Linked DNA regions of Homo sapiens: region 1 is linked to region 2. The links are chromatin loops, found by intact Hi-C in ENCODE. Cell type or tissue: spleen. All regions are shown on one strand. Links, peaks and the distances in the headings refer to the core of each region. The heading gives the core; the rest is flanking DNA.

The links. A loop is a pair of places that touch in the nucleus more often than their neighbours do. Peaks named below come from ENCODE experiments on the same cell type or tissue, not always from the same donor. Only the 100,000 strongest peaks of a DNase experiment are listed, where the experiment ranks them.
Region 1: it touches region 2 in a loop (2.7-fold over the local background); 27 of 110 quality-filtered maps call a loop at or near these places.

What each region holds. Positions count from the first base shown.
Region 1 is chr3:30,312,882-30,328,770 of GRCh38, reverse strand. No RefSeq gene overlaps it. Among named protein-coding and RNA genes, the nearest start is that of LINC01985, 200 kb to the left of the region's middle. In spleen, for the core only: a CTCF peak has its summit at 8,888; a DNase peak (open chromatin) is centred at 8,850.
Region 2 is chr3:30,696,017-30,711,905 of GRCh38, reverse strand. No RefSeq gene overlaps it. Among named protein-coding and RNA genes, the nearest start is that of TGFBR2, 97 kb to the right of the region's middle. In spleen, for the core only: no CTCF peak of the experiment used is centred there; no DNase peak of the experiment used is centred there; H3K27ac peaks cover 958 bases.

The DNA of each region.
Region 1 (15,889 bases), core at 5,170-13,169, 390 kb after region 2:
CCCCAGTAGTACACTGGTTACAACTGACAAACCTGTGTTGACACATCATTATCACCTGAAGTTCATAGTTTATTTTAGGATTCACCCTTGGCACTGTACATTCTTTGGGTTTTGAGAAATGTAAAATGACATGCATTCACTATTGTAGTATCACACAGCACAATTCCACTACCCTAAAAATCCTTTGTACTCTGCCTATTCACCCCTTCCTCCTCTAACCTTAGCAACCACTGAAATGTTTATTGTCTCCATAGTTCTGCGTTTCCCAGGATGTCATATCATTGGAATCACATAGTACGTAGCCCTTTCAGATTGACTTCTTTCACTCAGTAGTATGGGTTTAAGGTTCCTCCATGTCTTTTTGATAGCTTGATGGCTCATTTCCTTTTATCACTGTATAGTACTCCATTGTCTGAATGTGCCACCATATTTTTATCCATTTACTTATTGAAGGGCATCTTGGGTGCTCCCAACTTTGGGTAAGTATGAATAAAGCTGCTGTAAACATTCACGTGCAGGCTTTTATGTGGACATAATTGCTCAACTCACTTGGGTAATTAGCAAGGAATGTGATTGTTGGATCATGTAGTAAAAGTATGTTTGGTTTTGTAAGAAACTGCCAAATTCTCTGCCAAATTGACTATAACATTTTGCATTTTCTCTAGAAATGATTGAGACTTCCAGAGTCTCCACATCCTCATTAGCATTTGGTATTGTCAGTGTTTTGGATTTGGCCATTCTAATAGGTGTGTAGTGGCATCTCATTGTTGTATTAGAGAATTTGGAATTCCCTAATGATATATGATGTTGAACATCTTTTTGTATGCTTATATGAAATTTGTATATAATTTTTGACAAGATGTCTATGATCTTTGGCCTATTTTTTAATACAATTTTTCATTTTCTCATCGTTTCAAGAATTTTTGTATACATTTAAGATAGTAGTCCTTTATCAGCTACATCTTTTGCAAAAATTTTCTCCCAGTCTGTGACTTATATTCTCATTCTCTTGACATTGTCTTTCACAGAACATGGCTTGTTAATTTTAATAAAATTCAGCTTATCAATTGCTTCGTTTATGGATTGTGCCTTTGTGTTATATCAAAAATTCATCACCATGCCTGAAGTCCCCTATTTTATCTTCTAGGAGTTTTCTGGTTTTGCATTGTAAATTAAAGTCTATGACCCATTTTGAGTTATTTTTTATCAGTGTTGTAAAGTTGATGTCTAGAATAGTGGGGTTTTTTTTTTTTTTTTGGCATGTGGATGTCCAGTTGTTCTAGCACCATTTATTGAAAACACTATCTTTTCTCCATTGTGTTGCCTATGCTCATTTGCCAAAGATGAGTTGACAATATTTGTGTAGGTCTATTTCTAGGCTCTCCTGTTGCACTAATATATTTGTCCTTTATTTAAAAAATCAATACCACATTGAATTACTATAGCTTTATAATAAAGTCAGCTAGTGTCAATCCTCTGACTTTGTTCTTCTTTAATATTGAGTTTGCTATTCTATGTCTATTTTCTCACCATATAAACTTTAGAATCAGTTTGTCTATATCCATAAAATAACTTGCTGAGATTTTGAATGGGATTGTGTTGAATCTATACATCAAGTTGGGAATAACTGACATCTTGACAATATTAAGTTTTCTTATCCAGGAACATAAAATGTCTTTCCACTTATATAATTCTTATGTGATTCATTTCATCAGAAGTTTATAGTTTTTCTCAGATAGATTTTGTATATATTTTGTTACATTTATGCCGAAGTATTTTATTTATTAGGGTGCCAATATAAATGACAATTTTTAATTTTGATTCTACTCATTCATTGCTTATATATAGAAAATGTTCTTATATTTTTTATCTTCCTTTGCCTTTCATTTTCTACTTATTGTTTGTTATTGGTACATTATTAATATTTATAACATTTACCTCCTATTATATATTTCCCATGATTTTATATTCTGTGTTTACTATTGATCCCTTTTCCACTGTGTCTTCTTCCATCATCTAGTTGTCTGGATTTTGTCCAGAGAAGTCTGGATGTTTAGAAGTCTGTTTGTTTTAAAAACAGGCTACTTGGTATTATGCTACCAGATTCATTCATGTTTGAAAATTTCTACATTTTGGCTATTCCATGAAAGACAACTTGACTAGGCATCATATTTCAGGGTCATATTTTTATTTCCTGTAAAAAAATGTTGTTGTTGTTGTTGTTCCTTTGAATGCTGTTTTGGAGAAGTCTGGGCCCAGAATAATTCTAGAGAATTCCTTATTCTTGGTAATTAATGCCAGTGCTTGTCTAGAAGGTATCTTCATGCCAGCTTTTATATTAATTTTTCTTTTGATTTGCTTATTTAGTTTTGTCTTATTTCAGTGAAATCTTTTAATATGACACTGATGATATTTTTTCTTCTATTTTTGGGTTTTCATCTTTAAGAATGCCAGTTAACTTTTTGGTGAATCACCTTTGTCTGCTGTAATATCTATTTTTTCTCTTGAATTGGATTACTATATAAGTCCTTTCCCTCTTGCATGTTAAATGGCTATCTTTAGCTTTTTCTCTTTGTCAACAGTCTGTCATCCATGCTTACTTACTGGTGTTTGTTTAAAAATAATTAAAAAATTTATCTGTAGTTGTATTGTTATTGGCCTCCGTTTATTTTCTTATCAAGAAAATCTTTATTTTTATCTCATTTTGCTCGCTGTTTTGCTTGGTATTTCTTTATCTTATCTTTAAACATTTATTTCTTAAATTCCTGACATTATTTAGTTCATCTATAGCTTAAAGCACCTCTAGGAAACGTCCCTCTTTTCTGAAAGCTTATCTTTTCTTCAAGAATAGATTCTTCATGTATTTTTGGTATAGTATAGTTGTTTTCCCATTATTTTACTGCATATGCTAGGAGAGATGTATTAGACCTTTCCCTCTCTTTGTCTCACTCCTTTATGCTGGATACTCTTAACTGGGCAGTGGTGTCAGGTCTAAAACAGAGTGGGTGGATCCTCAATGAGTCTCTTTCCAATCCAGTTGTAAACTGTTTGTCTTCTAATTTAAAACTTGAAGATAGTGTAGAGTGGGAAGCAGTGGTGTACTGCAGCCTGCTCATACAAGCTCATGAGAGCAGGTTATTCCATTTTTGCAAGTTGGTTATTAAATATACACAGATGTTATTAAAAATTAAATCATATTGATTTAAAAATAAATGCATTGTATTAAAAACTCCCCCATCCTGATTACTTTACTATATTTTTCTATTATCCATACTATTGAGGTTATTTAAGACCATTTTTGTGCTTTCAGTGATGTCACATTCGTTGCTTGAAATCAGCTATGGTGGCAGTTTACACGTCCTGAAAATTGGCAAATACTACAAATCAGAGCTAGGCTTATTGTTTTGTTGATGATCTAGATTTAATAAGAAGACAGAATGTTAATAACATATCTTAAACATAAATGTGCATTGTATGTTTTGTCATTATAACGGAAAATTGAGAAAATATTTTTTCAGTATTTGGAAACTACTACCCAATACACAAAGAATTTGCTCAATTTATTGACAGATGAAAGCTATCTTTATTGTTTCACTTATTCTTACTAGACAAATAAAGAAAACATCAATAAACATTCATGTTGAAACTACACTCATTGAGTACAACCATAGCTTGGCCATGAACACAAGAGCTCAACAAAATTCAACAAAACTATTCTTAAAAATCATTTGGCCGTATGGAATGTATTGTGTATTTTATTATTACTGGTAAATAATGTTTGTAAGTTTATCATTTTTATGCTATGCATTCTTCATAAGAGTACAAATTTTATAAACATATATATATGTGTGCATATAGTCCTCCCTACCTCTGCCCAGAGAGCCAGCTGTTAAACATTTACCAACATCTCACTGGTGGGAAGGACTGCATGGGGTTGGATGCACTTTTATTAGTGAATCTGAGCATTGCTCACATGTTTTATAGCCAAGTTTATTACTCTTTGTCAGACTGTATCCAGGGGTACTAGTCAAAATATTTACAACCTGAAAGCCAGGCACTTAGCAATCAAAACAGAGCAAGTAGATATTAGCCATGGTATTCTGGTCCTGTGAAAAGATACTTTTCGGACACAAATAATGTTTTCAATTTAACTTGAGGCATTATAGCTTTTCATTCAGTTCCTGAGTCAGCCAGATTGTTCTTTTATCCTATTTTAACCCATTGTTTCCAGTAACTATGACCACTTTCTCCTTTTGCCCTGCTCTTGCTCTCTTTATGATTTGGGAAGAATTTTATGAGTGTCCCTTCCCCCACTACCTGCTACCTCTGAGAATCTTAGCTTATTTTCATTCATTTTCACCTTTTCTTTGGCTAAATCTCTAGTTTGGGGATTTTACATCCCAAATTTTGGGTTTTACATCACTACTTATTGCCAGAGACAATTAGATTGGGAAATTAACATCCTTTTGTTTTTTTCTCTTTATTTTCCTTCTTTTCTTTTTTTTTTTAACTTTTATTTTTAGGTTTGGGGGTACATGTGAAGGCCTGTTACATAGGTAAACACATGTCACAAGGGTTGGTTGTACATATTACTTCATCACCCAGGTATTAAGTCCAGTACGCAATAGTTATCTTTTCTGCTCCTCTCCCTCTCACTACCCTTTATTCTCAAGTAGACCTCAATGTCTGCTGTTTCTTTCTTTGGGCTCATAGGTTCTTATCATTTAGCTCCCACTTATAAGTGAGAACATGTGGTATTTGGTTTTCTGTTCCTGCATTAGTTTGCCAAGGATAATAGCTTCCAGATCCATCCATGTTCCCACAAAAGACATGATTTTGTTCTTTTTTATGGCTGCATAGTATTCCGTGGTATATATGTACCACATTTTCTTTATCCAGTCTGTCATTTATGGGCATTTATGTTGATCCCATGTCTTTGCTATTGTGAATAGTGCTGCAAGGGACATTCATGTGCATGTGTAGAATAATTTATATTCATCTGGGTATATACCCAGTAATGGGATTGCTAGGTCAAATGGTAGTTCTGCTTTTAGCTATTTGAAGAGTCACCATACTGCTTTCCACAATGGTTGAACTAATTTACACTCCCACCAACAGTGTATAAATGTTCCTTTTTCTCCCCAACCTCACCAACATTTGCTATTTTTTAACTTTTTAATAATAGCCATTTTGACTGGTATGAGATGGTATCTCATTATGGTTTTGATTTGCATTTCTCTGATGATCACTGATGTTGAGCTTTTTTTCTTATGCTTGTTGGCCACATGTATGTCTTCTTTTGAGAAATGTCCGTTCATATCCTTTGCCCACTTTTTAATGGGGTTGCTTGTTTTTCTCTTGTAAATTTGTTTAAGTATCTCATAGATGCTAGATATTAGACCTTTGTCAGATGCATAGTTGACACATATTTTCTCCCATTCTGTAGATTGTCTGTTTACTCTGTTGATAGTTTCTTTTGCTTTGCAGAATATCTTAACTAGATCCCACTTGTCAATTTTTACATTTGATGCTATTTCTTTTGGTTTACTCATCATGAAATATTTGCCCATTCATATGTCCAGGATGGTATTGCCTAGGTTGTCTTTCAGGGTTTTTATAGTTCTGGGTTTTACATTTAAACCCTTAATCCATCTTGAGCTGATTTTTGTATATGGTGTAAAAAAAAAAAAAAAGGAGTTCAGCTTCAATCTTCTGCATATGGCTAGCCAGTTCTCCCAGCACCATTTATTGAATAGGGAGTCTTTCCCTCATTGCTTGTTTTTTGTCAGCTTTATCGAAGAGCAGGTGATCATAGTTGTGCGGCCTTGTTTCTGGGCTCTCTATTCTGTTCCATTGGTCTATGTGGCTGTTTTTGTACCAGTACCATGCTGTTTTGGTTGCTGTAGCCTTGTAGAATTGTTTGGAGTCAGATAATGTGATGCCTCCAGCTTTGTTCATTTTGCTTGGGATTTTCTTGACTATTCAGGCTCTTTTTTGGTTCCATAGGTGAATTTTAAAATAGTTTTTTTCTAGTTGTGTGAAGAATGTCATTGATGGTTTGATAAGAATTAAATCTGTAAATTACTTTGGGCAGTATGCCTATCTTAATGATATTGATTCTTCCTATCCATGAGCATGGGATGCTTTTCCATTTGTTTGTATCATCTCTGATTTCTTTGAGCAGTGTTTTGTAATTCTCATTGTAGAGACCTTTCACCTCCCTGGCTAGCTGTATTCCTAGGTATTTTATTCTTTTGGTGGCAATTGTGAATGGGATTACCTTTCTGATTTGGTTCTCAGTTTGGCTGTTGGTGTACAGAAATGCTAGTAATTTTGTACCTTTGATTTTATATCCTGCAATTTTGCTGAGTTATTTATCAGCTGAAGGAGCTCTTGGGGAAAGACAATGAAAATGTCCAGATATAGAATCATGTCATCTGCAGATATAGTTTGACTTTCCTCTCTTCCTATTTGAATGCCTTTATTTCTTTCTCTTGCCTGATCACTCTGGCTAGGACTCCCAATACTGTGTTGAATAGAAGTGTGGACAGAGGGCATCCTTGTCTTGTGCCAGTTTTCAAGGGGAATGCTTCCAGTTTTTGCCCTCGCAGTATAATGTTTTATGTGGGTTTGTCATAGATGGCTTTTGTCATTTTGAGGTATGTTCCTTTAATACCTAGTATATTGAGTGTTTTTAACATGAAGGGGTGTTGACTTTTATTGAAAGCCTTTTCTGCATCTATTGAGATAATCATGTGGTTTTTGTCTTTAGTTCCATATATGTGATAAATCACATTTATTGATTTGCAATATGTTGAACCAACCTTGCATCCTGGGGATGAAGTTTACTTGATTATGATGGATTAACATTTTGATGTGCTGCTGGATTTGGTTTGCCAGTATTTTGTTAAGGATTTTTGCATCAATGTTCATCAAGGATATTGTCCTGAAATTTTCTTTTTATGTTGTGTCTGCCAGATTTTAATATCAAGATAATGTTGGCCTCATAGAATAAGTTGGGGAGGAGTCCCTCCTCCTCAATTGTTGGAATAGTTTCTATAGGAATAGTACCAGCTCTTTTTTGTACATCTGGTAGAATTTGGCTGTGAATCCATCAGGTTCCAGGCTTTTTTTGGTTGGCAGGCTATTGGTTACTGATTCAGTTTTGAAGATTGTTATTGGTCTGTTTAGGGAATCAGCTTCTTCCTTGCTCAGTCTTGGGAGGCTGTATATGTCCAGGAATTTATCCATCTCTTCTAGGTTTTCTAGTTTGTGTGTGTGTATGTGTTCATAGTAGTTTTTGATGCTTGTTTTCATTTCTGTGGGGTCAGTAGTAACATTCCCTTTATTATTTCTAATTGTGTTTATTTGTTTTCCTCTTTTTCATTCTAATTTAAAACTGTAGATTTTCTTTGGCTCTGCTTGAACTCAGACATAGTCATGGTGGTTAAGATTTTTGTGGAAATTGTTATCTTTCCATTTGGAACTGATCAAAGTAGCTGTTTTCTCACCTCTTTCCAAGTTAGACATCTATTGTAAGAGTTTGTGTGTGTGTGTATGTCTGTGTCTGCGTGTGCGTGTGTGTGTGTGTGTGTGTGTGGTGGAGGGGGTGTTTATTTTCCATTTTCCTTCCATTGCCTCTTACATATTTCTTTGGAAAGCAGGGATTGGATATTAGTTTTATTTATATTTGGATATAATACCTCAGAACATTAGTTTTCTATTGACAAGTTACAAATTACTACAGTCCTAGTGCCTGAAAACAACACACACATTGATTATCATACCGTGTCCATGGATCAAGAGTCAGGAATGGCTCTGCTGGAACCTCCACTCACCACTGGTGAGCTAGGAACAAGTTGTTCGCTTTATTAGAAAATTGTCATATTTAGTTTCCTCGTGGGCGTATAACTAAAATCCCCATTTTATAACTATCTTCCAACCATGGACCACTGTCAGCAGCTAGAGGTCACCTTCAGGTTCTTACTTCCTGAACCCCATAGGTCATTTACAACATGGCTGTTTGCTTTCTTCCAGGCCAGCAGGTTCTCTCTTTGACTCCTCACTTTATTCCATTTGATTAAGTTAGGACCTTCCAGGATAATCTCTTTTGGCTAACTCCAAGTCAACTAATTAGTAACCTAATCACAGGAGTGACATCTCATTATATTCACTGGTTCTACCCAGTTAAAGTAGGTTAGGGGATTATAAGGCATGCGTGTACACAAGGGAGTGGGAATTTGAGATCCCTCTTAGAATTTTTTTCAACCACACTCAGCCTTGCTAATTTTTAACATTTTCAATCTTTCTTACTGGCAACAAACTCTTTCTATATCCTCATGATTGCTGTTAGTTTATTTTAGCTGTTTTTTTAAAATGTTTGTTTACTTACATTTTCCTCTTAGGTTATAAGAAAAGGAGGATCTTGAGGTCAACACCTCTGTGGATTTTCAGTAATCCCTTTCATTTTATTCCCCTGTAGCTCCTTCAGAATTCACACTTAAGTCATGAATACTGTCATGCCAGGAAAACAGAAGGGGGTTAACCTTAGAATAAAGAATTATAAAGAGAGTACAATATTTGGGAAGTTTCCACCAAAGAGAAAAGGCAGGTAAAAGCTTTTCATATAGGAGAAGAAAAGAGATTTGAATGAATCAATACTAAAGTAAAGATAAAGCTTGTGACCCTCAGTAACTCAGTGCACCCTCCCATGAGTGCCAAGAACAAAATGGACAGTGACTGAGAAGGTGTCAGTCATGAGGTGTGAGGTGAGTGCTGAGTCCCTGCCCATCTGCTCAGTAAAAAATATCTGAACTGGTGCCAAAGCAGCAATGTGGGGAAATGAAGTCTTTACTGCTCCAAGAGGCCAGCCAGTGAGTTACAGCATCTGTGACACTTCAGAAGAGAATGCAAGGAGGTCAGAACTCTATGCCTAGAAAACAGGCAAAATGAGCTACATTTCATTTATGGGTCAGTGAAGCCATGGAGAAACATAGCATGAAGGCAGGAGATTCCCTGAGGCTATAGGAGATTTCCTATGTGTCCAGATGCCATCTTAGGAAGGTGGAGAAGAGAAAGCTCTTTCAGACAGAAATGAAAACCTCATTTTACCCCCAAATAAGATTGTTTACAGTAGGAAAGACTTTATTACTTATAACTGGAAATAGCTTCTGCTGTCAGTGGAAACAGAAACAGAAGAAAAGGTTTGTATTTGTTATAGAAATAGAGAAACTAAAGTTCATATGTACACTCTAGGTTGTGTTGCACTAAATTTTGACCCTACTCTAAATGTATTATCTCATTTAATCATTTCATAAACCTTACTATTATTCTCATTTTAGAGCAGATAGTACTGAGATTATAGGAATGTAGATAATTTGGGCAACATCACAAAGCTAGTAAGTCATAGATGTAAAGTTTTGTTTGACCGTAAAGCTGTCTATTTTAATCATCTGGCTTAACAATATAAGAGATATATTATTTTAGTGACAATTTAAGTGACACCAACATGAGTTTCATTGGAGTCAATATATGAATTCCTAATTGGGACTTCAAATATTCAGAAAGCATGTTAATTTTTAAAGTTTAAAGGAGAATATTGAAATTCAAGGTGCTTTTCTTTTTCTCTATGTCTACATCACAACTTAGTCATTGGTCCTGCCTGCAGACAGTAAAGTCAGCCTACACTAAAGACTCCTTCTTCAGAATCATTCTGATCCCTCAAAATGGTGTTACATGCCATTTTTTTTTTATTTCTTCACTGTTTGGTACCATATAGTACCCCTTATCCAGACTTACCACTGTGCAAGAGCACAAGCCTAGGGAGACCGATTTAGGAACTAAAACCAGTCTACCTCCACTGGCCAAGCTTTGGCACAGAAAGACACCCACTTGATAAGTCAGTGGTGGCCATGACAGTATCTCTGAATAGGAAATGGCTATTTACCCAAAGTCCCACCCAGACTGTAGATCTTTGAGGACTGGCACTGCCTTGGTCTTTACTTACCCATTTTATCCTGTTATTTATTACTTCTTTTCTGGATGATTTTCATGCTCTTTTTTGTATCAACCTTTTTGTTATTTGTCTGTGTCAGTTATTTTATTCATAGGAAAGAATGCTTGACTTGCAAGGCTGAACCATGGTAGGCATATACAAACTACTGTGGTTTTAATTTAGGGGCAATAAGTGTAAAAACATTCTGATGTATTTATTTGAACAAAATGGAAATCAAACATTCTAAAAAATATATCTTTTCATAGTCTAAAATTTGTCTCCCAACAAAGTCTATTCAAGGATGCATCAATATTTTGAGTTCTGGCCTAGGTATTCAGCCAAAATATATTCTTTTCCTTTGGCCTCAGCATTGGCCTTTGAAGGATTTGGGCTAAAGATTCATGTATAATTTCATACCATATCTGATATCCTTCAGCATGGTTGGGCACAGTCACGTGATCACATGCATTACTGTCATACTGAAACAGCATCGCCAAGTTAGTAAAATGAGCTAGGTATTTCATCCTGATTCATTGATTCTTGTACATACGATGAAACTCTGGCAGTTATTTGATTATAAATGTACATTTATTCTCCAACCATAAAATGCTACAACAATTAATAGTGATTTTGAAAAATTTTAAGAACCTTTCAACAATGAAATGAATGGAGAAATGATTGACAGAAAATACTAATGCTATGAGATTATGTTAGCTACATAACTTGGGAAGAATATTATATTCTTCTAGGATCAGAATATATTTACAAAAGTAAAATAATAATACAAGGTAAAAAACATTTATATGGTATTTCTGATCTTCATAAAATTATTTGGTGTATTAGTACTCACAACATTAAAAAAGATAGCATTTAAAAACTATATTTAATTTTCACTTATTTAATTATACTTAGGCTATGAGTCTGTCAAGAAAAGCCTTATTGAGGAATTGTTCTCATTTTGTGAGAATGAGTCAAAAGAAGAATGTCAACTTTTTCAACTTTTTATAGAATGGAAAATCAGGAAAATGTCATGCGATTGTTATTGACAAAAGAACAAACGTAAAAGCTGTGAATAATTCAGGCATCACAAGCATTCAGTTTTTTCACTCCTCAGTTTTGTGTTTGGAAAGTTATTATAGAAATATATAATATAACAGATTTTCTATCTGTGAGAAGAAAGATAATAACCATTTTCCTCGTTCTACTTAAGCCATAGACAAGCTCTATGGCATGCTAGAAATGTTGAAACTTCTTGTTTGTACTTTTACAAATATTGAACCAAATGAAATAGCAACTATTACATGTTTAAAACAAAAATTGCTTGAAATAAAGAAACCTTTAGTACTGAACTTTGTAAATATGAAAATCAAATTAACAACAGACGACTACTTGAAAAGAAGATAGTTTATGTATTGGAATCTATTGTACTAAAGGATAAAATTAATGATGTTTCTTGAGAGTGAAAATATTTCTTATGTGTATCTTATAAAAATAAAGAATAATCATTCCATTATTCTGGGAAAGATGCATGGATGGAGGGCAACTTTGTGGAGAATCATTGTAGTTAGTCCCAAGCAATATGACAAGATCATGCCATTATTTCCGTGGAATTACAGCAGTTTCACAGCTAGGCTTCATTTCTGCATTCCCAAAGCCATCCCTGGTGACTATGTATATATTGACCTGTCCATTTAGTTGTTCAGCATAGGAAAAAACTTGTTTCCGGCTGAGTGATGAGATTTGTTAATTAGGTTCATTCATTAGGAGGAGTCACTGGGAAATTTTAGAGCAGAGAACAGTGTTACTTGCATAAACAAGTTATTACTATAAAAAAAAGTTTCCGTAAGTGTTCAGAAATGCCCTGTGCCTGTTTCTTCATGAACAGTTGCTTCAGATAAGTTTCACAAGAAAACAAAGAGCACAAGGAAAGTCAGAAAGACTTGAAGTTCTGAATAAAATGCAATGAAACTCTTCATCTTGAAGAGAAAAGCCTGAGTTTAGCAATTTCAACAGGTTAAAGTTGAACCCTTCCCTTTCTAAATAAGCAAATATGAAAAAGCAAGGAGAGAGGGGTTCACAGTGATGTATGATGAAACATAGGTAAGATTTTGAATTATTGGACATTTGGGTTTAGAATCCTAGTTCTGACGCTTTACAGCTGTGTGATCCTTAAATTTTCTAAACCTTGGTTTTCTCTTCTGTAAGATATGAATCATAATAGAGCCTACTGTATAAGATTATTATAAGGGTTAAACAAACTAATCTTTATAAAGTGCTTACTAGTTAGCAATTATTGCATGAAACAATATCAATACTTATGGCCCACATAAAACTCATTTATTATTTACCCTGAGCCTGTGGGTGAGCTTGACACTGCTGCTGACCTGGCCCAGGCTTGGGTAGTGTTACTTGAGTCCAATCACATATCTGCTATCAGAGGCATGCTTACTGGGGGATGGCTGGTCTAGCATGGTCTCACTCACATGTCTGAAGAATTACCAGATATTGGCTGGTTATTACGTTGATTTAAGAAATGGGGATACATATTTCTCATGATCCAGGTACCTAGCTCAGGCTTGTTCTCATAGCAGAAGCAGATGTCTAAGAGAAAGAATGGACACATTTGAGATTTCTGGAGGCCTAGGCTTGGAAGTGGCACATAATTACTTATACCATATTCTATTAGCCAAAGCAAACCACATGACTAAATTCAACATCAGTGGAGTGAAAGTACATTTCACCTCCACGAGAGGAACTGTAAAGTCACATGGCAATGGTTATGAAAACCTGGAGGTCTGAACAATTGTGGCTATTTATGCAATGTACCATAACGCATAGCACAATGGTTGGTACATGCAAGCATTCAGTAAGAGACCACTCTTATATTTTCATTGTGGAGTGAGGTAGGTTGAAAGGTTTAGGGGGTGGAATGCTGGCTTAGGAATGGGGGTGCAATTGAAGAACCATAACTATGCTCTGGCCTTTCAGAAAGAAGCCTGAGCTCTAAAGATGTGCTAGAAATCAGCTGCCCCTGGGTGTCTAGCTGACCACGGTCACTTGATTGGAATGTTTGTATCATTCTTTTTAACTGTTCGAATATTAAGAAAGTCTCAAATTCTTACTCCATAGCTGGGCAGAAAATGAATAATTCTGTATTCCCAGAGGAACCTTCTTTGTTACAATTGTAAAGTGATTTATCCACCCCAGGTCACTGGTAAATTGAAATTTGAGCCAGGACTTTGAGGGAGTTACTATCTCACGACTAAGTGCTTTGACAAGGTGGGATGAGCCAGGTTAATAGAAAAAGCCACTTTTAAAGGGGATTTTTTTTTAATCCACACACTTTGCTGGAAACCTTTAACATAAAGATTGATAGCAAGTTGGAAAAATTGCAGGGGAAAACAGAAAGGCATTACTGAAAGTAAGGAGTATAATTTGATTTTAAAGCACCCCATCAGCTACCAGTGGGAGCGCTGAAAGGGCTGGAGGGCTTTGGAGTGGAAGTGTGCAAATGGAAGATAGTTTTTTCAGGAAGACAGAAACAAGAACCAAAACTTGGGCTAGAAAAACTCATTACAAAGTTTCTTATTATAAATGAAGAGAAACATTGCAATCCACTACCAGCCAAACCCACAGGCTTATCTCTAACTTCTGTTCACATAAGGTATATGCCCAGAATTTTTTGTCAAATGCCAAACAGACCCCTTCCCCTTTCATCATCATATCCCTTTAAGATTAAGGGACTTTTATTTCCTTGCCCACAATTATATTATATTTAAGAAGACATAGAAGTGTCCAAGTTTTAAATGTTATTGTGCAACCTCCCCTCCTACAAACTACTCACTCTCCATCCAGAAAGCGTCTTAGAAAACTGGATGACACTGAGAAGACCTCTGCTTCTCCCAGTTCTCCACTAATCACAGCCTCAATGCCTTTATTGGACTTGAGATTACCAGAAATAATACAAATGTGCCTTTTATGCTAGTTTCCTTCAGGCAGCACAAATTGTCCGGGCCTCCCACGTTTCTGTGATGCCCAGGCCCAAATGTAAATGAGCTCTATGAACAGAGAGGCACCTCAGCTACCAACCCCCACCATCTTCTACCTGCTGTCATATTTTAGTTTTTCCATAGCACTTATCACCAACTATTCTATGTATTTTGCTAAGTTTTATTTACTAAATTAAGTGTTTAATGTATTTATTTTCTGTCCCTGCTGGAATAAAAGCTCAATGAAGTTTGGTATTTTTATTTTTATTTTTGCTATATTCCTAGTGTCTAAGACAGTGTATGGTTCATAGAGGCACTTGATAAATATTTCTTGAACTAGTAAATGTCAGCTTACTCCTGTGTATATTTAGAATTTGGGTGAAAACATGCCTATGAAGTACACTATTGTATTAATGTGAATGAATTATATAACTATGAAAACTGGTAAAAAGAATCAGACAAATTGGGCTCCAATCTCAGTAATAAAATGTGAGTGAAAATGATATGTGTCCCTTCTGGATGGAAAATGCTATAGGCAGCAGGAGATGCTACAATACTCCTTTCTCAATGCCTGCTGGGCAAAAGCATGAGTCAAGATGGATCCTTTGTCAACTTGGTTCTGAGAGTGACTACAGTAAGCAGACACCCGCTGACCCACAGCAAACATGTAACATGAACAAGAAATAAACTTACGTTGTATTAGCCATTGAGATGTGAGACTTGTTTGTTACTGAAGTATTACCTAGCCTATCCTGACTGACTCATACACTGTGTGGATTAGGAAGTTGCTATGATGATAATGTAACTATAGTGTAGAAATAATGAGGCTTAGCACACAAAATTGTAATAAAATTAAATAATGTCTATAATAAAGCACTTAGCATGACCCTTTGATTCAAAGTATGTCTTCAATAAAATATAAAAAGATAGGCCAGGCACAGTGGCTCACACTTGTAATCCCAATACTTTTGGATGCCAAGGTTGGTGGAGCACCCGAGGTCAGGAGTTTGAGACCAGCCTGGCCAACATGGTGAAACCCCATCTCTACAAAAAATACAAAAAAATTAGCTGGGTGTAGTGGCACTTGCCTATAATCCCAGCTACTCCGGAGGCTGAGACAGAAAAATTGCTTGAACCTGGAAGGCGGAGGTTGCAGTGGGCCAAGATCACATCACTGCACTCCAGCCTGGGCGAGAGAGCAAGACTCTGCCTAGGGAAAAAAAAAAAAAAAACTATATGTAAGAGAGATCAAATATCTGTAATGTAACTGTCGCCAAGCTTTTCAGCCCTCTGAGATCACCCCTTCATTCAATATCCAAGTAAAAGGGTTCCAGTCTTTTTATACTACAGTGAATGCAGAATGCAATGTCTTCCCTAATAATCCTTCAGGAAAATAGGAATGGGAGAGATTGGAGGACATTTGTCATTGTTTTAACCAAAATGTTACTTTTGCGCTTGCCTTGGTTCTCTCTGCTCACCTTCTCTTTGATTCTACTAGCCATTCCATCTCAATGGGATCCATTTTAGTCCATCACATGGATAATGCCTACCCCCTTCATTGGCACAATAATTCAAATCAGTGCCCTCAAGTGGTTAAAGGACCTACTACTCAGAGGGATAAGATGCATCTTGTTGTGTCTACTGCAAATCCTGCAATAGTATTAAGCATATGTCAAGCATTCAATAACTACTTGTTGTTTACTCACTTTTGTGATTTATTTCTTTTTAAGTCAGGTCTCAGAATTTTTTTTTCAAAACATTAGGTAGTAGATATATTCAGTTTTTGGTCCATACAGTCTCTGTCACAACCACTCAGTTGCTATTGTAGTGTGACAACAGTCATAAACATTATGAAAACAAATGACCATGGCTATTCTGTTCTATTCATGACGAAGTTCTAATAAAA
Region 2 (15,889 bases), core at 2,936-10,935:
AATCTTAAATTTTAAAAAAGTTGTAGAGCAATATATACAAAATGCCATTTACATAAATTAAACAGAACATGTACAGGAAGTAACACTCTAGATTTTAGACACATATATCGATAGGAAAGATCCACATTTAAGCCAAAGAGAACTGGACTCTTGGAGGGTCAATAGAGACAGGACTAGGAAGTAAAGACAGTTACTTAGATGTTCGTGTATTTGTAATGTTTTGTTACTTTTCAAATGAAAGGCTAAGTTCTGAATCAAACATGACAAAATACCTTTATTAACTCTGAATACATGCTATAGGCCTGAGTATGTGATGACTTTTTAATTTTTTTCTAATAAAATAATTTATGATTAGATAAAAAAGAAGCATAAGAAAAACAAACACAAAAACATTAACAGCCATAATTTTTCTGTTGTTCTGGAATTAAAATATACAAACATTAATTAGAAGTAATATTATCTACAGCAGACTTGTACTGAAATCTGAATTATGGAGCAAAATAGTCCAGAAGAAGTTTCCATTGCAAGGACAAATGTACTGCATCTTTAAGGAAGTAGCACAAATTGACAACAAATGAAACTTCCTCATTCTTACTCCACATTAAATGATGTTGGGGGCATCTGTTTAGCAATTAGAAAACATAAATAATCTTCCATCAAGCCCACACTATGCACCTGAATAAATTCTAGAGAGAATAAGCAATTAATTGTTTTAAAATAATGCCATAGAAAATCTTTAAGAAAATAGAGGTGGATGTTTACTGGATCTTTGGACAGACACTTTTCTTCTAAATATGAATGCAACAGGAGAATTCATAAGGAAATAGAGTGAGCGATTATACTCCACGAATATTTTTCAGTTTAAATGTTTTAAGTACACATTAAGAAAATTAAAAAGCAAATGAAAGTCTGGTGATAGGGTTTAATACATGCTACCCTCAAAATATGTCACCTTGACATTTGAGAAAACAGAAGAACCAGGAAGGCCCCTCTCAACTTTCGCTCGCCCTTCTCCCCTGAAGTGGGTCGTAAGACCCTCAGAGAGGTACCCTTCCTATGCCCAGAGGAAGGAACATCCTTATCTCTGAAGACACAGGGAGAGAGAAGAATCTGAACAAACAGGCCTTGCTTTGTTCCCCGCAGTTTATTACCGTAAGATTATGTCTTCTTTGTGCAGTCATACATTTGCAGAACTGTCCACTCTTCGTCAAACTTAAGCATGAAAATACATAGGTTTCCCTGTTTCTTTAGGTCCTCCTTTCTGAAGACTCCCATGTCACAAAAAATTTATAAGTGAATAAATTTGCATGCGTTTTTCTTGTCAATCTGTCTGTTGTTACAGAGACTTCAGCAGTGAAGCTAGTGATGGGTAAAATAAATTTTTCCCCTATACAGTGGGAAATTATTTCTGGCAAATATTATAATTCATAAAATCACTTCAGTGTCATAGACAAATATATAAAGGATTGTCAGGGCTCAGAACACAATACCCATTGGCAATATGTCACCTTGGCATGATGAGTGTTTTAAGCTGAAGGAAATTGACAAAAACGCTCCGCAGAAACAGGAAGGTCCTCGCTGATCTTCTCTTGCCTTTCTCCTCTGAAGCAGGCCGTAAAAGAATTCCCTACACTACCTCCCTTGAAAGTAGGACATAAGACTTTTATTCCAGAGGGGCCCTGCCCTATACCGGGAAGCCAGTAAGACTCTAAACAAACAGGTCTGGCTGAGTTCTCCCCTGTTTATTACCATTAGATCACACTCCTTTGTCCTCCAGCCACGCTTCTGCACAACTTTCTACAAAAATACATAGATTTCTGTGGGTTTTTACGTCTTCATTTGTGAAGGCTCTTGTGTCATGTAAAACTTATACTAAATAAAAATGTTATGCTTTTCTCTTGTTAATCTGCTTTTTTGCTATAGGGATCTTAGCCAGTAATCTTGCAATGGGTGACAATAAGGTACTACCTGTTCTCTCCTACAGGAAATTACATATAATTCCCAGCCCAGAAATATAATTTCTAAACAAGTATATGAAAAAACTCAACCTTCTATGAATAAAAGAGATACAAATAATAACATTAGTGAGGCATAATTGTGGACTATTACAATTTAAAAATGCTAATATGTAAAGCTAGTGAATGTTCTGTGAAATATATGTCTTGTCTTACGTGTTGTTGGTGGGAATCAAAATGGATACAACACTTTTGAGAAATAATTTGGCCAGAGACCGTAAGTATCATAAAAATACTCATAATCTCTTATAGTATATCTTAAGGAAAAATAAAACATAGCAAACTTATATGAAAATATTAATTGCAGCATTATTCACGATGGTGGAAAAAGGGAAATGGGAAGCAATCTAGCACACAGAAATACAGAAACGATAAAATAACAAGCATAGATATGTAGGAACAGAAAGGTGTGATGCATTTCCTGAGGATGTTAAAAGTAATAGCCAACACCCCTATTACAAAGGACAAGTTAACAAGAGAAAAGCATAACAGATTTATTTAATCTAAGTTTTACATGACACAGGAGGCTCCAGGTTAAATGACCAAATGATATAGGGTATAATGGTTAATATTAAGTGTCAGCTTGATTGGATTGAAGGACGCAAAGTATTGTTTCTGGGTTTGTCTGTGAGGGTGTTGCCAGAGGAGATTAACATTTGAATTAGTGGACTAGGAGAGGAAGACCCACCCTTTATGTAGGTGGGCACCATCCAACTGGCCGCCAGTGTGGCTAGAAAAAGCAGGTGGAAGAGAGTGGAATAAGCTGGCTTGCTGAGTCTTCCAGCTTTCATTTTTCTCCTGTGCTGGATGCTTCCTACCCTTGAACATCAGTCTCCAGGTTCTTTGGCCTTTGGACTTACACCAGTGGTTTGCCAGGGGCTCTCAGGCCTTCGGCCACAGACTGAAGGTTGCATTGTCATGTCGACTTCCCTACTGTTTAGGCTTTGGGACTTGGACTAAGCCACTACTGGCTTTCTTTCTCCTCAGCTTGCAGATGACCTATCATGAGACTTCACCTTGTGATGGTGTGAGTCAATTCTCATTAATAAACTCCCTTTCCCATGTACATATATCCTATTAGTTCTGTTCCTCTGGAGAATCCTGACTAATACACAGGGAAAACTATCTTATTTTATATTTAGCTTCTGTGAAGCAGGGACAGCTGAGTAGAAATGTGATTGGCCAATAAAATGTATGATCTAATAGTAATAGACTGATTGGAGGAAATTCATTTCCTTCTGTCATAGGGCAGAATTCTGGAATAGGGGTGTTATGACTCATAATCAAACAAGGTAGATGAAACACCTTCTTTATGGCCATTTCCTACATGGAAGGAAGTGGGTGGGGAGAGTTAGAGTAACAATTTTAAACTTCATAGCTGACTTTGGGGAAAAGAGATTCTGGTTTCTATGATTTGTCTTGGAAGAGAATGAGGCTGAGAGATAGGAAGGCAGAAGGTCAGAGAGAAACTTTGATTCTGAGACTGCTTCTGATACTTTAATTTGGGGGATATCATTTTCTGAGCCCCAACAGATGCATATGTAAGACATATAATCTTTTTACTTAATCACTTCTATATTGTTGCCTTATAAAATTTTGAATGTTCTATATTTAAGTTATTAATTTCATATTAACATTTTAAGAAACCACATTTAACATCAATTAGTGAAAATATATAACATAAATAGTTTAATTTCTTACAATACTTGTATATGAATGGTTTAATTTTCTAACACAATATCTGTATATTAACACAATTACCTGTCTCATAAAACAAATTAACACGATTACGTGTCTCATAAAACAAAACCACAAGGTATGGCCACATTAACAGCTTTTTCTTGGACCATTGTGCCAACAATGGAGACATTTGTTGCAGAAAGCATGACTCAGCGTAGTCCATAGGGGAGCTATAGTGAAAAAATATTCCAACAAATCGAGCTCTGTCCCAAATGTAGGGTCTGTTCCCTGACCAGAAAGAATGGAAGATAATATACTTCTTTCCTGGTTTTGGAGGAGATTTTCTTCTGATTGCATTCAGTTCCCAACATGTTCAACTGTGAAGTTTGAGGACCTGGGAAGATTTCACCTAAATATCATCACCATTATCCTTCTAGATATCCAGTGCTCCACCCTCTAACTTGAAGGGCTTCTGAGTGCTCTGGGAAACTGAAAAGCAGGTTACCCACACAGGACCTCAGTTAATAAATTATAGTCTATAACTTACTTTCAAATAGTATAGCACATGCATTTGATATATATGTGTGTGTATGATGGCTTTAATGCACATTACTAGGATGCATGGCTGCCCAATCTCAAAAATTACTCTATGGATGGTGAGTTAGTATATTAAAAGTCACACTTCAGAGACTGTAACTACAAGCATTTCACCTACCTTTATATATCAATAGTGGAGGTTTTGTCAATTATCATGATGGATATGCAAATAAGTGCTCATTGTTGAAATTACTGGTGTTCAAGGTGTATGTCTTAGTCCACGTTAGTGTTGTTATAAAGGAGTACCTGAGAATGGGTAATTTATAAAGAAAAGAGGTTTATTTGGCTCACAGTTCTGCAGGCTGTACAAGAAGGATAGTGCCAGTATTTGCTTCTTGTGAAGCCTCAGGCTACTTCTACCCATGGCAGAAGGTGAAGGCAAGCTGGCATGTGCAGAGATCACAAGGTAAGAGAGGAAGCAAGTGAGAGGGGCATTTCCATCCCTTTTTTTAAAATAAACAACCAGCTCCCTACTGGAACTAATAGAGTAATAAATCACTCATTATCATGAAGATGGCACCAAGCCATTAATGACAGGTCTGCCCCCATCATCCAAACACTTCCATTAGGCCCCACCTCTGACATTGGGGATCAAATTTTATCATAAGGTTTGGGGGACAAAAATCCAAACTATAGCAATATGTGGATGGACTAAAAATATTGTGAAGATCCCTTCCATCTTCAGGTGAATAGAATCCAGCTAGCTCAGACATCCAGATCTTTTACAATGGCATTTGAAGCTTGTTTCTGAAACAATGTCCAGGTACTAATTTACTAAATTCTGGTTGTTGAACACCAACTGTAAAGTTGCTGCCTCCTAACTTTAGAATATTGTTGCTCTTGTCTCAGGTGTGAGGTCTGGTGATGGTACCTAAAGAGAGAGACTTGGAACTTCCTTGAGGTTGTGGTAAAGGTTGTATTATCAAACCTGCCAAGACCAGCTCAATTGGGGAGGCCCTAACCCAGCAATGCTACAGGAATTAAAGACACACACACAGAAATATAGAGTGTCGAGTGGGAAATCAGGGACTCTCACAGCCTTCGGAGCTGAGAGCCCCGAACAGAGATTTACCCACATATTTATTGACAGCAAGCCAGTCATAATAAGATTTACTAAAGGTATTCCTTATGGGAAATAAAGGGATGGGCTGAATAAAAGGATGGGCTCTGGCTAGTTACCTGCAGCATGAACATGTCCTTAAGGCACAGATCACTCATGCTATTGTTTGTGGTTTAAGAACGCCTTAAGCGGTTTTCCTCCCTGGGTGGGCCACGTGTTCCTTACCTTTATTCCAGTAAACCGACAACCTTCCAGCATGGGCGTCAAGGCCATCACGAGCATATCACAGTGCTGCAGAGATTTTGTTTATGGCCAGTTTTGGGGCCAGTTTATGGCCAGATTTGGGGGCCTGTACCCAACAAAACCAAACCGGGGTCTGCTAATCCAGTGCAGCAAAGCCAAAGAGTGACACTGGGATGGAGATGAGAGAAAATGAGGTATTTATTGTAGGGTACTGAGCAAGAAGATTCAGGCAGCTCATGTTTAAGACCTGAACTCTGAGATGGTTTAAAGGTAGGAGTTTATAAAGATGGGGAGGCAGAGGTTACAGAAAAAGTCATAAATCAATACATTGAGGCTATACATTGGTTTGACTAAAAATGTGGGACATCTTGAAGCAGGGCCTCTAGGTCATAGGTAGATTCAAAGACTTTCTGAATTGTGATTGGTTAAGAAGCAAAGCTTTGTCTAAAATTTGGGATCAGCAGAAAAGAATGTTAGCTTTAGCTCATGGGTTTAACTGCCTCCCTCGGGAAGAAATTTAGAACGAAGAATGGTGATCGGAGTTCAGTCCTCAATTGCCCCTTATCTGAGTTCTATGTGCCAATGGATCCGTTTGGTGGGAGTTTGGATTTCTGTAAACCAACTCAGGAAGAGAGGTTAAAATGTTATCTTTAATTTCTATAGGGAACAAAACATCTTGTGATGCTAACTGCTTTAGCTATTGTTTTAAGCTACTTTTGTCTTCTTGCTTATCAAATCGCTCATTTACTTCCCAGGGCTAACTAGGTGTATGGAATTTCCCTTAAAGGAAGTCAAAATATTCCCTTATTATCACGCTTTGGTGGTGAGGGGTGGGCTGCAGGCCTTTAAGAGGGGTCCCTGCTCTGTCTCAGTTGTGTGACTCCTTTCTTTGCAATCTGAGATTGTTTTCAGTGAAGCCTGCTGGGGAGGTTTTTGGGAGGAGTCTTGTATCCTTAGTCTGCTTCTAAGCATTTGAAACTACTGATAACCAAATGAATCTGATAATTTTGACTGGCAAAATTGAGTTAGGTTAATTCATAACAGTCAAGGCCTGAGAAAATTATCTTGGGCCACTGGAGCCAGTACTGATTAACATTAAGTAGGCAGTAGGCTGCTATGGATGGGCGCTTCTTACCAGTTGCTAGTATGAAAGACTATTGATGTCATTCTTTGGCACAAGCGACATGATTCTCACTTGAATGGATCCAGAAGTTTTAGAGTTTCTGACTTAGTATCCGTGGTGTTCCCATGGGCTGACAGTATAAAGTGCCACTCCAGTGGGGGCTGGCTGTTCCCTGGATGATGACTTACCTTCATTCTGCATGGTTCCTTCAAGTCTGCAGCACATTGTCCCTCAGCCCCATGAACATCTTATCTCATCTTAGTTCCTTGGTCTCCCTTCAACTGGAAAATTTTAACTAGACTTGGTGATGGGGAAACAAGAAGCTTTGTTCTTATGTTTCCTGTCTTCTTTCTTGCTTTGAATCTCTTCACAGATTGCCTCTTGATGTTCAGAAGCACAAGCATTTGAAATTTTAAAAAGCCTTCCCTGGTATTCAGCTTTAACGGAAAATCATCCTGCCCCATGATTTAGCGTGAATGATATAGGAGACCAGAATATGACACCCCAAAATATGCCTCTTTAGCAGAATTATTTTGAGAAACAGCAGACACAGGAGAAGCTCTGAAAATAAAGGAGAAGTAAACCCTTTTCTATGGGAAATTTGCATTTATAAAGTAAATCTCAATTTTTTAAGTGTGTCTCCCTCTCTGTATAAGAAAGAGAAAGATGGGTAAATCACTAGAGGCTCTTAGCAGTGGGGAAGGTATTGACTTACATCTGCATTACAAAACTTACTCTTCTTTACTGTACTTTTCCTAGTTACCTCGTCCTCCCTGACACCATTCTCTGTTTTGTCTTTAGCTGAAGATAGTATTTATGCTTGAATTCTAAACTATCTCTTTGAGAGTTCCTCATTTGTCCCTGGGTGTCTCCCATGTATACATTTATTGCAGGGTACCAAGCAAGAAGATTCAGCCAGCTCGTGTTTAAAACCTGAAGTCCCAGATGGTTTAAATGCAGGGGTCTATAAACATGGTGGGAGGGGGGGAGGCAGAGGTTACAGAAAAAGTCACTGTATACATGTTAATAAACTTCTATTTGTTTTTCTTTTGTTAATCTGTCTTTTTATATTGAGGCCCCAGCTGAGAATTTACAAGGGTAGAGGAAAAATTATCTTTTCTGTCCCTGTAATGGGCACATGAAGAAATACCATGAAAAAGAAACTTTCTAATTCATATATATATATATATATATATATCCCAAGCCTTATCTCAAATCCCTAGAATAAGATAGGTTTGGAAAGCTAGAATTTTGGAGAACTTTCCAAAAGATAATATGGTACATATTATGTGTGCAGGGAAGCTTACACTTCTCTTCTGAAGGTTTGATAATTGAGTCGGCTGAAATAAACTGATAATAGACAGATTAACAGGAGAAAAGGCATACAAATGTATTAAGATGAAAGTGCACAGAGTCACAAAAAGTATGAAAACTCAAAGACAATTCAGATGATTGAAGCTTAAATCCCCTCTTATAAACCAAAAATAAAATCCTAAGCCCCCTCAGCTAACTAAACATGTAATCGCCTGGTGGGTTCTTCCTGCCCATTACATGGACAAAATTAATTCACTGAGATTGTGGTATTGCAGTAAAGAAATAGTTTAACTGACATGAGGCAGACCACACAGGAGAACTGCAGTTGTCACTCATACCAGCCTCACTAAAGGCTCAGAGGTTAGTTTTTCAAAGATAGTTTGGTGGACAGGGGACTAATGAATGGGTGCTGCTGATTAGCTGGGGATGCAATCACAGGGGCATGGAAAATAGTCCTTGTGTGCTGGAGGGGCACTCTGGGTGAAGGGCCACAGGACCAGTTGAGTCCTGAGTCTGGGTGGGGTCAGTGGTTGCCAGGACACAAAAGTCTAAAAAACATCTCAAAAGGCCAATTTAGTTTCTACAATAGTGATGTTATCTAAAGGAGCAATAAGTCACAAATCTTGTGACCTCCAGCCACGTGACTCCTGAGCAGTAGTGGACTACAGAAAGTAGATCTTAGCAGAATTCAGTCCCCTTTCATGGTTAGCTTGGCCTATAGCCAAGAATGGGTAAAAACAGCCAGCATGTGAGGCTAGAAGCAAGTTGGAATCAGCCATGCTAGATTTGTCTCACTGTCATAATGTTTGCAAATGCAGCTTTAAACAGACCCTCTCTAGTTCAGGGAGAACCCAGAGAAACCTGAAAAACTGAATTCCCAGCTATGATGGGAATGGAGGTCTGATATGCCTCATCATACTCCCACCCTTTGCAGTTTAGGCGCAACTGACCAGCATTAACATTAAAATAGAGATCATAAGACTGAGTAAACAGACTATGGCAATAAGACACCAATTCCAACCTGACTGGTATAGCATGTCATGGCACATGACAGATAGCAGACCCTGAAGGAAATAAACAGATTTTACTTTATTTTTCTTTAACATGTTTTGAAATGGCTCTGCAAAGCCATCTTTTGTGGGGGAAATTTGCATCTGTAGAGAATCTCCATTAATGGAGTCAGGCCTTCTCTTTCTAGGCTTTTCTTGGATCTAGGAGAGATTAACTGAGAGTCTGATACCTTTAAAGTCTGAAAAGAGACATTTATCTTCTATTCTCTCTGAAGACTGTGATCTATGAAGCTTCATCTACATACCAAAAACCTTGGCCCTCACAACCCCCCTTATCTTTACTCAAGCATTTTTGTTTCTACTGACTTCAAGTCTTTAGACAAAACTTAACTCTTTCAACCAACTGCCAATCAGAAAATCTTTGAATTTACCTATGATCTGTAAGCATCCCCTCCACCCTGCCTTCAAGATATCCCACCCCTTTAGGCTGAACCAATGTATACCTTCTATATATAGATTTATGATTTTACCTATAATTCCTGTCTCCCTAGAATATATAAAACCAAACTGCAACCTGACAAGCTCAGTCACAACTGTTGAAGGAGCTCTTGAGATGGTTCTCAGGCCATGGTCACTCATATTGGGTTCTCAGGCCATGGTCACTCATATTGGCTCAGAATAAGCCTCAACACTTTTCATGGGGGAAAGGGAAGTGGAAGATAATAGACAATTTTTGAGGAAGAATACATGATTTTTAGGGGAGGTGAATGGGCTTGAAGAACAGACAATAGCCTGGGAAAAAGTTTGTATGAGCTCCAAGTGTGGAGTCAGCTTCAATCTTCTTTCCTATGAGTTAGTCTCATCTGTTTGATGAAATTATGGGGATGAAGGGTGGGGTGGGGCAAGACAATTTAATGCCTTCTGAAGGAAATTCTCTTAGTCAAATAAGGAACTCAGCATTTGCTGCTCCTCAGGTCCTCTCAGTTGGAAGTTCAAAGCAGTATATTTCAGGGTATCATTTTCTGAGTCCCAACATGTGATACCCTGCAGCACGAAGTAGGTAACACTCCCATAATCAGTCATACTAATATTTCTGGTATATAACATAAAAATATGCACCGTAAGTGTGGTAAATAAAGACTTAAAAGTAGCCTCACATTAGTTCAGGTCAGGTTTAGAAGCCTAATGAGCTAGAAGTTATTTTGATTTTTCTGAGCTTTTGAATGTGAAACAGCACATAGGGATTATGAACCTGTATTATCTTATCCCAACAATAAACACTAAATCTGCCATTTTGCTGTTTCTTTGGCACTTCTTCAGTGTCATCAGCCATGAAAGACGCTGTTCTCCTGTTAGACCCAGAAGATTTAGGAAGCAGTTAAACACAGACTCAAAAAACTATCTGATGGAAGTGCGATTCCCTTTATATATTGGAGAATATGCAATGCATATAAATTAGCCTTATGTATTCTTTTGTAGCAGGATGTGAACATTCACTCTTATTGTGGAAAAATAGTCATTTGGTTATTCTTTTCTCTGAAGCAGTAGAAAGATGGAACGCAAATATTTCCTTCTCCAGGGAAAATTTCAGGATGAAGTGAAGCAGTTATTTGGTTGCTAATGATTTTGGTAGGCTATCAAAAACTACTAAGAAACGAGCAGGAATAGAGCCTGGGTAAGGCAAAAGGCAGAGGATATGGAATCTGTAGGACCTGAGGGAGAAAGAGTTGTGGGGATCTCTGGAGCAGAGGGCACCTGCCTACTGTTCCATGGCAGGACCCTGAGGACATGGAGGATATAAGGAAATTGCTTGTGGTGCACCAAAAAGCAAGTCTAGACCTGAGATATTCTGTTTCCTGGAGAATAATCACAAACTCCCTGCAAGGCAACGAACCATAAGAGAGGCAGACCTGAACAAGCCCAGCAAATAAGGATAATGGTCATTTCAGGGTGAATTTGGTTTCATGGATAATTGAGAACCAAAACCCTTCAGCCCCCTCCCCTTTGTTCCAACTGTGTGAGACCTGGATGAATGATATAACCTCAGGAGTTAGTGGGGAAGGTTGTCTCAAAAATGAAGGGCTATATTTCCTACCAGCTCAGCAGGACAGGGGTTCAGAATCAAAATTAAAACAGATTTATTGTAAAATAAGACATTTCTGGCCCACCTGAGTTTGTAATCTGAGGTCAACAACTACTACAATTTAATTGGGATATTAAATGTTACTGTTGTATAGTATGTTTAGTTATAATGGCAACTGATGGTCTTTAAAAACAAACTGTCAGAATGTCTTCCTGGCTTGTTTAATTCTGAGAAAAGATGCCAAAATGATGTACTGGTAGGTTCACCACACTCACACACACAGACACACAAGCACCACAAACAAACAAACACGCAGAAAACAACTCGAAATATGGAAATACATAAAGATTTAGGCATTGAAACTAAGCCTGTTTTTCTATTTTTAAAAATTCTATGTACTACGGTTATTTTATGATAGAAAAGAATTGGAATACAAATACTAATGTAAGTATCTATAAATTAAGATTATTAAAGGGAAGTGCCCCATAGACTTTAAGCCCTAGAGGAGTCTTAGAGACAATGTAGTCCCATTTTATAGAGGAGAGCAAGACTCACATAGTATAAAGTACCTGTGGTGGTTTTAAAATATTGCTCCCAAATTCTTTGTCACATCTCCCATTGAGAGGTGGGGAGCTACGTCCCATTGCTTTGAATTTGGGTGACTTGCAACTGCTTGGCTCAATCGAGTATGGGAGAAGTGATCTTGTATGATTTCCAAGGCTATGTCATAAATACCCGTGTAGTTTCCACAGGTTCTACACTCACCCTAGAGGAAGCCAGATGTCATATTAAAAGTATTGTCTTAACACTGCCACTTGGAAAAGCCATGTGCCGTTGTCCTAGATGACAGCCCCAACTGAGATCCCAGTCAACTACTGGTACTAACCACCAGAGTGAGGCATCTTGGATATCTAGCCTAGCTGAGCTATCAGATGATTTAAGTCCCAGTTGACATATGACTGCAATGGTAGAAGAAACTCCAAGTGAAAACTTTCCAGCCTAAGCCTTTCCCAAATTTCTGACCCATAAAATTATGTAAAATAAAAAGATTACTTTAAGCCGCTAAGTTTTGTAGTAATAATAACTAGAATATCCAAGGGTCATGGAGCTAAGAGACTTAGTAACAGGACTTGGGCTAGAACCCAACTTTCCCTTCTCACCTAGGGTATTCCTGTGGCCCAAGGTAATCAGATAAGACACTGGATCAAGACAAATATATATACTTGTTGTTAAATTCCATAATATTCTTTGAGTACCATGGATTGCTCCTACATTGTGTCAGAGGCTGTTAAACACAGGGGGTGGCATTAAAAGAGGATACAATGCGTGGGGGAAAAGTTGTCAATTTCACTTCATTCCCATATTCCTGGGAAGAAAAAATCATAACTGCTGGAAAAATGATGGATGTTCAAAGAGTATGTGCAAACATTTAGATAAAGAGTAATCTTTACATGATGTTTTAATTATCATACAGTATAAACATTATCATTTTTTTCATTAAGATAGGAAATTATCATTGTTTTCGTTAAGATAGGAAATGAAACCAAATAAAATTTGTGAAAATGTCAGTCATCTTTGGGAAGGCCTCAAATGAACAAGGGAGAGTCTTGAGCTTGGTATCCTTTCATCTTGGAAGAATTCATAGCTGGGAATTGGCTAAAGCTTTGCAGTGGGTTGAATGATGGTTTCCAATGAGATCTGTCCATGCCTTAGTCTTCAGAACTTGTGAATATGACCTTATTTGGAAAAATGGATTTTACAGGTGTAATTAAGTTAGGAATCTTGAGATGATATCATCCTGGATTACCCAGGTGGGCTCTAAATCACATGAAAAATGTTCTCATAAAAATTTCAGAGAGAGTGAAGCCTGCAGACACCTTCATTTCAGGCTTCTAGCCTCCAGAACTATGAGATAATAAATTTCTGTTGGTTTAAGTCACAAGATTTGGGCAATGCATTACAGCAGCTCTAGGGATCTAATACGAGCTCCTTAAAAGAGAGTTGTAAGAGACCTGGAGGAACAAGGCTGTCCTCTTAGGGTAACAACAGTGACTACAGCACTACGACCACATAGGTAGATGTGGGACAGCAGTCAAACTCATATTAGGAGTTTCTCTGCAAAAGTCAGACATTTTTTGCTGCCAGCTGTTTTATTCCAGAGACAGTACCAATTAGAACATGCTGATCATATGCTGTTGGTTAGTATGTCTGTCTCCTCAGCTGATTTGTGAATTTCTAAAGACCAAGAGCCTTCATTTCTTTCTTCGACAAAACTTAATTGAAAGACTGTTATATTCTCCACTCTTTGCTAGGTGCTAAGATGCTGAGTAACACATAGTTATTGTTTTCAAGATGCCAGCCGACCTTGGGTGATACACCACATTGCATTCAACTAATGTTTGATGGAGGAAATAAATATGGATAGATAAAATGGTTTGGAAGAGTAGACAGTTTTTTACTGACAGAGACCTGGGTTCAAGTTGTGTAAACCTGGATAATTTCCTTAATGGTAAAATGGAAAAAAGTAACACCTACCTTGTAGGGCTTCTAGGATGATTAGCATATATTTAAAATATAGGTCCCATATAAAGTACATAATTTCAAATGCCTGTAATGTTACTAATAAATGAGGAACTAATGTTCCAGCAAAGATTATACCTTGCATCCTTGCATTAATATTTTAGTACGTTTTCCATGTGTTTTTACTTATTTCATTTTTCTCCAGCTTTATAACGTAGGCAGGGCAGGGATGATTCTCACATGGAACAAAAGAACAAGACACTGAATCCATAAAAGAAGAGGATGGTAATGGAGCTAGACAACCCCCTAGATTTCCTGTCTCACAGGGCCCTGTATTTCCCACCACAGCCATGCCATTCACCTGGTTGAGAAAGCCCTTCAAGGATAAAGGGTGGTCTACTCACAATTACAGTTTAAACATGACTCATCTTCCTTAACAGTCAATTTTACCCAAAAATTTGGGGAACAATATATCCTTAAAATACTGCAACAACACAGCTTCACTTTAAAGAATGCAAAAACTGAATTATAATAATGAATACTTATGTGCATCAGTCTCTGTTCTAACCATTTAAAAAACCAGTATTTCATTTAACTCTTACAACTTTCCCAAGTAGATCTCATCATTATCCTCCTTCTACACATTAAGAAACCAGGAAATAAAAACAGTTAAAAGACTTACACAAAGTTACAGTTAGTGGCAGAGCTGGGATTTGAACCCAGGAGATTTGGCTCTAGAGGTTCCAATTTTAACCACTTTGTTATCAATGTTTAGACAATTTATTATGAATATTTTAATGGACCTAGGGTACCAGGGCCACAGTTATTTTATTCTATTGTCTATCATTGTGGGCATAGGTCAGGGGAAGACACAGGAGAATTTCAGAAGCACTGTGCTACACAGGCAGTTTACAGAAATGATTTTTAAGGATCAATTGTGTGTGTGTGTGTGTGTGTGTGTGTGTGTGTGTGTGTAGAGAGAGAGAGAGAGCATGAGAGAGCAAGAGAGCAAGCATTTCACAGTGTGTGCAATTTTAGCTTAATTAGAATAGGAAGACTATTAACAAGTTATTTTTAAATGCACCAAAGATCAGGAGGCGTATTAGAATTAAATTACACCATGTGAGGCTGATTGGCAGCCCATGTAATGTGGGCAAGTTCACAATCTTGTCTTTTATCAGCACAGTTTGCAAAGTAGGCCTGAAAGGCATGGCCCCAAACCCATAGAGGGTGGAGCTATAGTTATTCAAGTAAAAAAAAAGAAACTAGTTGGAAATGTGATAAGCAATGATTAGCTAACCTATTTCAGGAGGAAAATGAACAAAATGAGCAGATGCCGACTGTAGTGGCTTTAGTGAAAAAGGATAGATACACTTGTTTAAATGAAAAGTTCTCTGTCACCTGAAGACAGAATTTCCCTTAGGACCAGACCATTAGTGTGTCATTTGCATAGAGAGCTTAAAACAAAAACAGCCACCACAAATAGAAACTCCTGGGCACAAATATAGACTGCATTCAAAGGATGCTGACTGGTGCAAGGGACTGAGTCCATGCTGAGGGCACTTGGAGACCAATTGCCAGTTGGGAATGTTCCTGACCTTGCAGTAGCAAGAACTAAAATAACCCCAGCAAAACAAAGCGTGGAAGAAGGGAGAGGGGTTAGAAGACCTTGGCTCCTGTTTTGGCTGAAGCTCTTGGGCTGCAGCCCGGAGCCCATGTGCATTTGAGGAATAACTTTTCCTCCCTGGGTTCCCTCATGGGTAACTCCCTCCTCTCCAGTGCTAACTGCATCTGCCTCCTCATTTTGGACTGTTGAATCAAAAACCCTTGAGCTCTCCAGAGGCTCCACGTTGTTACCCCCTAACTCCAGCTTTATCTTGTGTTCAAGGTGGGGGTTTGATCCCTGGAGTCCAACTGCTTCAGTTCAAATTCTCATGCTAATGATTGCGACCCTTAGCTAGACCTTGCTCTCTGCCTCAGTTTCCTCCTCTATAAGATGGAGGTAAGATACTTCGCAGGGTTGTTGAGAGGATTTAAGCAGATAAGGTAAAACAGAGAATAGTGTTTGGCACTTACCAAGTACTCAATAAATGTTAGGAATTAATATGAATTTGCCTCCTTGGGTAGAGCTCCCTAACTTCAATTATTCCTATTAACACCTCCTGTAGTTGTCATGCATGAGTGTCGTCTACTTAATGTATTTTAATAATCAATTCAAGTTTTTAAACTCAGCCATATTTCAAG